Linked DNA regions of Homo sapiens: region 2 is linked to region 1. Evidence: chromatin contacts called from ENCODE Hi-C or POLR2A ChIA-PET data. All regions are on one chromosome and are shown on one strand. The core of a region is the stretch at or near the end of the contact, and the rest is flanking DNA. Distances in the headings are between cores, read along the strand shown. Region 1 overlaps CCDC171 (coiled-coil domain containing 171). Region 2 overlaps LINC03041 (long intergenic non-protein coding RNA 3041).

Region 1 (4,828 bases), core at 1,459-3,958:
AAACTGTTCTTTCTAAAAATCAAAATTTTAGAGTAGAAGTAATATAGGTTTTAAAAATTATTCTAAAATATGATATTGCATGATTTTAAAGAACGTTATAGAATGTATAACATTTGATAACAGATTTATATTGGGAAATTCTATATGTTAAAAATGAGCTGTTAGGCGTTTTGAAGAAGAAAAACATTGTATACATGTATTAGTCATATTGATAAATGAGAATAAAAAGGCATAGAATCTTGATTATAGGATGAATAATAATGTATTATAAACATAATTAAAGATTGGCTTTTGAAATTATAATTTAATCTACAGACAGGTGACTGCTGGTGAATTTTATTCCTAATTCACACTAAACTCAGTACTTTAAAAGATAAACTTTTCCTTTTAGGAAAAAAATAATTTGACTATTCTAATATTACTTCAAAACTTTTTTTGACAGTAACTAATTTGCTTTAGATCCTCATTCTTGAAAATAATTTTGTATCCAATAAGCTGTACTTCCTAAAGAAATTCCAAATTATCTCTCTTTTAATATGTTAGTTACTTTGTTCTCAGCCTGCCTGTTCTATTTCTTTTCATGAACGAACTTAATGCAACAAGGTAAGAGTCCTTTCTTACTGTTCTGTGTTGAATCTCCCTGTTGACACCTTGAAATTCAGACTTGCCTTCTGCATTCTTTCTGAAGTCTCTTCCTTCTACCCTTTATTTCTTCCGTTTCTTGTCATCTTTCTTTTCTTCTCCTTTGCTGCATGATTTTATTTTTGCTTGTCTTAGTGTCACTGTTTTGGATTCTTTCAACATGATGCTTTCACTCCCTTTACTCATTAAAATAAAATTATGGATAATTCTTTTACAAGACTTTTCTAAAAACTTTTCCTAGAAATATTTGAGAACATTTTAGATACTTACTCTCAAAGTTCTCGTTTAATTTAAAAGTGGAAAAAACTCTTAAAATTTTAGTAGAAGTATTTGTGATATTGCATCTATTATATATCATGGGTCTCTCACTCTTGATGGCACTGTCAAGTTGATTCAACAGATAATTTGTAATTAAATGGAAGTATTAAAGCATGCATATTATTCAAATGATTATGATGTTCATCATTAGGTGTAGCAAAAATAGCTGCATTTTGCAAGTTTTTTTTATTCAATATAAAGAATTATTTAATTTGGCAAATTAAGTAATGTTATACCAAAAATATTGAAATGACAATAAATCAGTTTCAAAAGCAAGATGCCACAGCTTAACAATGTTCATAAAGTTTATTTAGAGAATATAAAATGTGGCTTACTGTTCACTGTATGTCAAGCTTCGTGGATGAAGTATGGTGCCTGATGCTAATCAGGTTAAAGGACCTCCAGTGCTCGAACTGTGTTGTGGATTATACTTACATTGCTTATGGTTTTTTTCCCCTCTCTTTGCCCGTATTAGCAATCTGCTTTTGTACTTTGACATCCAGGATTTCCCTAGTGAATTTTGTCACAGAAAAAAGAGAATCATCAATATCGCAGTTAAACTTGACTTTCAAAGCTAATAGTATCTCATTTGGGGGCTCAAATTTAATAAATTTTCTTTGATTCTGGGTGAGTTTTTAAACATCAAACAATGAATTGGCCAGGGTGCAGTAAAATATTTAGATCTATTGACTGTGGTTCAGAAGGGTAGAAGGCAAAACACTAGTGGTTTGATGTTGATAAATTCTCAGAACCTTAATCCACATTAATGTTTTCTTTTATCTGAGTGCACATTGGTGACAAAAAAAAGCAAGAGAAGGTATTCATACATGTAAAATATAAAACCTAAAACAAATGTAGTTGTAAAATACGATTTGTTTTGTTATGCTAAGTAAGTTTAACAGCATTCTTATCCTGAGTGAAGACTCTGGAGAGTGTTTGTTGCAGATAAATATACATTGTGAATTGAGACTCCAGCATGCATGTGGTACTCACATCATTATAAAAATTACATCATAGTGTATGTTTTACAGCATACACTTTGACATTCTCTTATTGACAGAAAGTCTTCAGATCAGCTTGGGACATATAAGGATTTTTATGCCCATAGATTAGCGTGAACAGTTAAAGATGCCGTTATATGTTTGTGTGTGTTTGCTGGCTTAAAGAAACTCAATAGAGTTTGTTTTGTGAAATGTGTGTATATCCTAAGGAACTAATTAATACAATAAAAATAATTCAAACAGTTTTACAAGCTTCCCAAGTAGGCTAGAAAAATGGAGGAGAAATTTTCTATCTTGTATTTTTGCCAAGTTATATTTGAAGTTGCTTGGATAAAACTAGAGATAGAAATATATTTATTTGAGCAGTTAATGCAATTTTTATAGTTAACCTTGTTTTTGACCTTCGCTACCTGATAAAAAACTTTTTGTTCTGTGGCATTGAGCTAATTGTATAATATTTATTAAGTATATGGTAACAAATAGATAAAATTTTAAAACCTATTCCAAGCATAAGGAAAGTTAGAAAATATGCCTATGTATTGAAAACTCCTATTATTAAACTATATGATTAAAATGAGAGCTTTTTGTTCTTAAATGCAAACGAAACTATGGAATTCTTAAGGCTTTTACTAAGTTTGGAAATTAAAAACCAAAATATCTGTTTTTGAATGTTTCCATTTATATTATATAAGGAATATTTTCTCATTTGTCCAGAAGGTGGCAGTGTGATATCAACTGCATGTGATTCCATACTGACTAGAGAATTGGTGTTTTTCCCATATCGGTGATGTGTTTGTATTGTTGCTTTCTGAATACTTAAAATAGAGTACAAATACTACTGATTTTATCTGTTGTATTGTTTAGAAATTGTGTGACTGTGTTGGTTTATATGTATTTAATCATTAAGACTCAAGTTTAATAAAATCCTGCAATTCTAGAAGAGTGAAAAGGGCAAACAAACCTCTTTCTTGTATATTTTTAAGTCTCCTTTTGTGTTGAGTATATTTGTTTTGATTCTAGAGTACATGTTATTGAAGTTTTCTTTTCAAAGACTAGTACCTAATAACTATCTTGTCCAATATGTATCAGTTCATATCAGTTAAACACCACATGTTACTAAGCAGGTGATAATGATTAGGAGATGGCTGTTGTTTTTGATTTTGTGAATGTTTTTTCTTTTCTTCCTTTTTAGGGTGGAACTGTGAAAAAATAATTCAAAACCTCTTGATCAGAAGAGCTCTAGTGACTCTTCTTCCCCTCCCTCATTTCAAGCAGGAGGATGCTTTTTCTTCTTAACATTCTCCCCCAGCACTCTGAATTAGAGATTTATTTGCAACGAAAAATCAATTAGTCCTAAATTTATTCATGGATTTCAGGTCCAGCGATCAATGCAAGTCCACTCAGTGGGCTCAAGGGGACCCAGTTCATCCCAGTTAATGTGTCTGAAGGGGAATTACCATTGATGCTGTTTTTTTCCCTTTAGGTCAGAGATCAGATCTCGCTGTCATGGTCTGCGGCAAGTAGGAATGACTTCACCCTACAGCTACCCAAACTGCACCTGGAGACCTTTGCAATGGAGGGGCTCAAGGGCGGGCCAGAGGTGGTAGCATGCCAGGTTAGAGTCTAAATAACATTGTTTGCTACTGAGACATATAGAAAAATAAATTGCACTAACTGGAGAGAATGAAAGCCTCAAAGTATTGTGAATAATTTAAAGGAGATGCAAATAGATGTTTCTTCATTTTTCTTCTATCATGTAACAGTATACTTTACAAAATATTGTTTTTTTCTTTAAAGCCTAGAACTAGCCTATTAAAATAATCCAGAAAAGTGTTTTTACCAAGGAAAAATGTGTTTTATGGCAAAGTACAGTATTAAAAGAAAATACTTTCCTATCAGCAGAGGACAATAAGACACTAGGCTGTTACCTCTTTAAGCAAGTCTCAATTTGTTGCTTTTATTGTTTGAAAATAAGTAATTTTAGAAAAAAAATAAAATAATAAATCACTTTAGTTGTAAACATCAAAAGAGATACCTGAAATATCTCAATATTAATTCCAAAATATATCCAACATTTCTTATGAAGTAATTTAATTTCAGCAAAGCTTAAACTTATCTGTGTTTTCTATTGAAGAGTATTTTACCCTTTAATATTTAGTTTTAGTGAACATTGTAAGATGTGCAAATTGGGTCATTTCATTTATAAAACTTAAAATATCAAATCATAAGAACTCAAATAACTTTAAAGTACACTAATAAACTTATTTTTAGAAACATTCATTTTCGGATGCTGTAGGTATCCTTCTATTTTATGTCACTATTGTATTAATATTATTGTGATCAATTTTTTCCTTAAGGTTATTTTTCTTAATCTGACAAAATGAAATTCAGTGTGTCCTTTTAATGCCCAAAACCTTCATTAAAAAAAGAAAACTATCAACATTATGTAAATTATAGGAAGCATGATATTTCAAAAGAGACTGTCCTTGTTCAATAGCACTCTATTTTTTAGTGTATTTAAAAGGAGAAATATCTCTTAAAACTTAGTGTGTCTTTCACATGTTGAGATTTAAAATAATCTTTTTCATTTTAGTTTATGACCCTGTGGAATTTTAATTTTATAGAAAATTAATGTCAGTGTGTGTGTGGAGCAATGTTAATTTTTTATATGCTCCATATCCTAATTTAATTTGTTATTAGTACCAAATTAATGCTCTACAAGGAAAAAAATACTCATTGCTTCTTTCATTAGATTGTCCAATATGTCTAAAATATATATAATTATAAAAGTAAGCATAAAATATTTTTCTTCTCTGTTATAGGGTAGATTGCTGTACTGTTATTTAAGATGAGATTTAAAATGTGTA
Region 2 (4,903 bases), core at 1,656-4,155, 340 kb after region 1:
TTTAAAAGAAACTTTATTTTGTCATGATATCTGATCCTTTTAAAATATCTCTAGATTTGGTTTGCCACTAGTTTGCTCAAGAGTTTCATATCTATATTACAATGAAGGATTGGCCTATAATTTTCTTCTCCTGGAATGTCCTTGACAAGTTTCAGTATCAAAGTAATGCTGGCCTCATAAAATGAGTAGCAAAGTATTCCTTTTTCCAGTCCCTGGAAGAATTTGTGTAACACTCATTTTTTTTTTTCCTCATATGTTTGAAATAACTCCTCACTCAAATGTCTGGGCCTCAAGATTCCTTTGTAGGAATCTATTTACATTATAGATTCAATTTCTCTAGCAAATATGTGAATATTCAAATTATCCATTTTTTCTTATGTCAATTTTTGCATTTTTCTAGGCGTGTGTCCATTTCACCTGCATGTTCAAAGCCACTGACATAAAATTCTTCATAATATCATCTTAATATTTTGTTTAATGTCTTTAGTGTGTGTGTTAGTAGTTTATGCTTTTGATTTATCTAGGTCAGTCTCTCCAGGGATCTATTTATTAGGCTTTCCCTGAAAATATGGACAAATACATAGAAATTCATTATTCAATAAAAAGTTAAGAGAATGCCAACTGAAAGATATGTAGTGTGTTGGTAGTTAAAAGCAGGAGAAATTGTAATTGATTGGGAAGCTCACAGGGGACTTAAAGTGGGAAATAATTGAGATAAACCTTAAAGGAAAGGTAGAATGTTGACAGTATTAATAGAAAAGGCATTATTGGCATAAGAGAAATTTGGATAATGTGCAGCAGGAAATTGAGAAAAGATGGGAAGGTCTGGACAATCAAGAGATTTGAGTCATAGACAATGAGAAGACACCGAATTCATATTTTCAGTATTTTCATATGTTGACTATTTGGAAAATATAAGGAACGATGTTGAGGAAAGACACTAAGTTGTCCAGCCTGGTGACTGGGAGAAGAAAAAGAAGGCAAGAGGAAGAGCGTTTCAGGGTTAGAAATGTTTGACTTTGTAGGTCCCAGTCAAAAGCTGCAGGCTGGAGCCAAGACAGTGGAGGAGCTGTCAAAACAAGCAACAGCATGAGGATGTGATCAGGCTGTGTCCAGAACCATGGGCTTTAGTCCCTTTACAGCATAAGAGGAGGAAGGAGTCAGTGAGCATAGACCAGAGAGGGGAGCCTGGAGCCACAGAAGCCAAGAAAGCAGGCTTTCTAGTAGGGCAGAGTTCATTGTATCAGACTCTACAACTCAACCGAGGGATGAGGACCCAGAAAGCCACTGGACTCAGCATGCGGGAAGTCACTGTGGGCCTTTGTGGCATATATTGAGATAGTAAATGTCTGGTGTCAATGGGAAGAGAAAGAAGAGAGGGCTTCATTCTAAGGGGCATGCTTTTCCAAGCTGTGCAACCCACTCTGTCTTCCATTCACAATTATTTATAGGTTGCCTGCCTATTCCAGTCACAAAGCTAGGTAGTGATCAAAGTAGACATGACCCCTCTCCTATTGAGCTCATATCTAATGAGGAGCTAAACATCAAATAAATATAAAGAAATGATTAAAAACCATGATTAATGCTTGGGGAGAAAGAAGAGGGAATTATGAGAGAGAATAAAAGGAGGAGGCCGATTTAGATTGCAGCGGGGATTGGGGAACGCCTGACCATGGATTCACATGTAGAGGCATGAAAGAAAGAGTTCTGACAGCATTGAAATAACAAGATGGGCTGTTCGAGTGTCTCCTTCAGGGGCCAAGTAAATTCTGGGGTTCTAGAACTTGCCGGGCATCATGACCCCACAACTTCATCTAATTCCCAAACCTCCCTCCCCATCACATGCCTGTCTTCAGGAGACGGAGAATCAGTCAGAAAGCAGAAACCACCACAAGTCAAATTAAAGGAGAAAATGTGTAGCTCAAGGCAAAAATCTTCTTCCAAAGAACACAAGGAAGATGAATCTACCATTGTTGAGTTATAATGTTGGGGGATTATGAAGGCTAATATGATTAATTGTAATTATCATTTATAATGTATACTTATAATGATATTGCTTCTAGAACATCTTCATTATCTTTCACTTTTGAAATGCTGCTTGGGCTTCCCAACAGATTTCAGAAGGGGCTTTTATTGGGCCCAGATCATCAATCCAAACCTTTTAAGGTAAGGGTGTTGCTACCTCAGAAGCCAAAGAGACATTTCCTGTCCTGGAAAGCACTAAATAGTCATTAGCTTCTTCAATCTGTTTACCAGCCCGCCTGTCACTGGGGTTCGACAGGCCTCAAAATTAACACTCTACTCTATTTGTCCATCACAGGGCTGTCCCACAGACTGCGGTTCTCAAGTGGCCTCAGGCAAGCCTTATTTCATGCCAGAGCTAAGTTCCTGGGGAATAACATGTCTAAATTGAATTTGGTTTATTCAGGTCCGTTTGAAATGAAGCCTTGTTTAAAAGAAAGCCATACTCAATTTTATTTTTCAAGCAAATCTATCTTCATCGTCTGACCTAATTGGTCTCAGAGACCCTAATTTGGAGAGTTTTCATGCCCTTCGTTTATCATTGTGGCAACGTCAAAATCAGGATGGTTTCTTTCAACCACCTATGCTGCCTTTGTAAGAGCAAGGATGCTCCAAGCAACACTGGTCTCCCCAAGTGTCAGCGAGGCCCCTCTCTCCATAATCTCTGGCCACCCTCTGTCTGTCTCAGTTTCTTCTGACTTCACTGTAGGGCTCCCCAGGCCTCCTCAGTCTTGTCTGTCTCACCTGGACACCTGCTCAGTGGGAACCCATGTCCTTGACCATCTCGGCTGGCCCATGCACCTTGGCCTGTTTGTATTCAGACCTTTTGGAATCCACAGGGACAACTCACCAGTGACCAGGGGCAGAGCAGCTGTATCAACTCAGCTTGGGGAAGCTCAAGTATCCAGTGATCTTGGCTGTGTGGAGTTTGAAATGAAGCCCAGTGTATTACTCACGGCAAAACCAGGGGCCAGCCAAGTTAAATAGAGCACTCCCCGAAACATTCACGGACTGATTAGAGAAGGAAGCTCTGATTTGAAGAGAGGCTATTTTGTGTCTGCTTTTATTTTTTTAAACAACATGCTTTCCATTAGTGAGATGGGAAAAGTAGAAACCTGAAAGAATGATATTTATTAATTTAAAAAGTTCAGGTCTGTGACCATATGCCATGTCCCTTTGACTTCATAATAATGGCCACACTTTGAGGTCTTCCTTTGTCCAGAAACTGTGGTAAGCACTTTGTAAGCACTTTCTCATGTAATCTTTATGAAAACTCTGTGATGTAGGTACCGTTCTTACTCCTGTTTGCAGATGGGCAAGCTGAGGTCCAGAGAGAGTAAGCACACACTATTTTTAAGTGGTAGAGCTAAAATTTGAACCCTGGCAGTCTGCCTTCCTATTCTTGCCCGCTCTTAAACAAATGCAAGTACCCAGGAGCTTTCATGAAGAGAACCCCTCAAAAGAAAGCTGACATTACCCCACGGGTTCATAAGTGGGTGCAAGTTTTTTTTTTTTTTTTTTTTGAAAGATCTCTGAAGGCCAGGAATTCAATAAGGCGGAACACACCCCACTGAACCAAGCAGGGCTTGAGTTTGCAGATTATTTTCCGACCAGAAGGAGTTCATTGACTTGGAGGAAGAAAGGAGATCATTTAATGGACTTACAGAAAATATTTTTGTTTTCGCTTTTTTTCTCTCGCAGAACAGTTCAAATCTTCCAGGCCACGGTTCATTCCCTCTGTTGGCCTTTCTACCTGGGATTGTTATGAGAGGCCTGAAGCTAAGTCCCCGTGTCCCCCACTGGCCAAGCCTGCCCTCTCGTTTGGTCAGCGCACCGACACTGCCTTTGCAGCTGCATATCCACGTAGATATGTTTATTGGAGCACTGAGAATCTCACTTCTCAAAAAGCCCCGGGAATTAGATTGTTTTCCACACTGAAAGTTTTCATTTGAAAAATAACCCTCTTTGTTTAACTAATGAAAAGGAGGGGCTGCTGCTCGCTTCTCAGGCTGGGTAAGAATTCCATGGGCAGTAATTCTGTTTCTCAGTGGAAAATGTTTCGGTTTCTTAATGTTGTTTTGCAGACTGGTCCCTGCCCGGCCCTTGCTCCCAGGACCACACATACACACATGTGCACACTCACCCATGCACAGTGCAGCATTTTCCACCCTTCCCTGTTGGGGATGGTTGCATCCTCTTTCCAACACCTGCAGAACAAAAACGAGGTGGGTCAGTGGCTGTCACCCAGCCAGAGACATCCCTGCGTGTACGGGAACAGAACGCTTTCCCTGGCCACGCTTTCAACCCCAGAGGCTGGGTGGGCCACAGAAGAGGAAATTGGACTCCAAACTTCTCTTGTTTCTGTGCATCTCCATGTCAAGCAATTCTCTCACACTATGGAGGGGGTGTTCTGTAACATTCCCTCCTCATTAGGTTCGTATGAAATGGAGATAAACACAGTGCTGTCATCATTGGACTTAGAGTGTGGCCAGCATGGTGCAGAGTGGTCTGGACCGCACAAAACAAATCAAAATATGGCCCCAGGAGACAACTTGCTGGTGGTAGAAAAAGCATGGATGCTTGCATTTCGACAGACCTGCACCGTCACCTAAACAGCTCAGCCCACGTGCAAGCAACTGCTGAACTACTCTGAGCCTTTTGCATCCACAGCTACGGACAAGAGAAGTTATGTAACTCACAGGCAGGTGCAGTGCCCTGGGTGGTGTTTCTCACATAGTAGATGTTCAAGGAACACCTATCTTCTTCCCTCTCCTTTGTTCTCTGAAAACGAGCCATCTCGCGTCTAGCTGGGGGCCAAGCCCCATTCCTACAAAACAAGTTACAAACAAACAAGTGAGTGCAGCCACAGCAGAGCCGAGTC

Evidence for each region. A loop is a pair of places that touch in the nucleus more often than their neighbours do. ChIA-PET counts read pairs that join two places held with the same protein, here RNA polymerase II (POLR2A).
Region 2: a loop to region 1 is called in a map of PC-3, with 22 times the contacts of the local background. The contact joins two enhancer-like sites. A Hi-C loop is called at or near these places in 1 of 168 maps with a recorded cell type or tissue (PC-3). POLR2A ChIA-PET finds 5 or more read pairs at or near these places in 2 of 52 experiments (MCF 10A and activated T-cell).

The regions. Positions count from the first base shown.
Region 1 is chr9:15,871,088-15,875,915 of GRCh38, forward strand. CCDC171 (coiled-coil domain containing 171) reads left to right here. Exons shown (of 26, transcript NM_173550.4): 24 at 3,445-3,576. Among named protein-coding and RNA genes, the nearest start is that of CCDC171, 320 kb to the left of the region's middle. Within about 2 kb of position 2,709, at least 2 of the 41 ENCODE cell types and tissues checked have a DNase peak (open chromatin) inside an H3K27ac peak, as active enhancers do; they include PC-3, where a contact is called at or near this core.
Region 2 is chr9:16,211,051-16,215,953 of GRCh38, forward strand. It overlaps LINC03041 (long intergenic non-protein coding RNA 3041), which reads right to left. Exons shown (of 4, transcript NR_171034.1): 2 at 4,722-4,849; 3 at 4,166-4,229. Among named protein-coding and RNA genes, the nearest start is that of LINC03041, 63 kb to the right of the region's middle. Within about 2 kb of position 2,906, at least 14 of the 41 ENCODE cell types and tissues checked have a DNase peak (open chromatin) inside an H3K27ac peak, as active enhancers do; they include PC-3, where a contact is called at or near this core.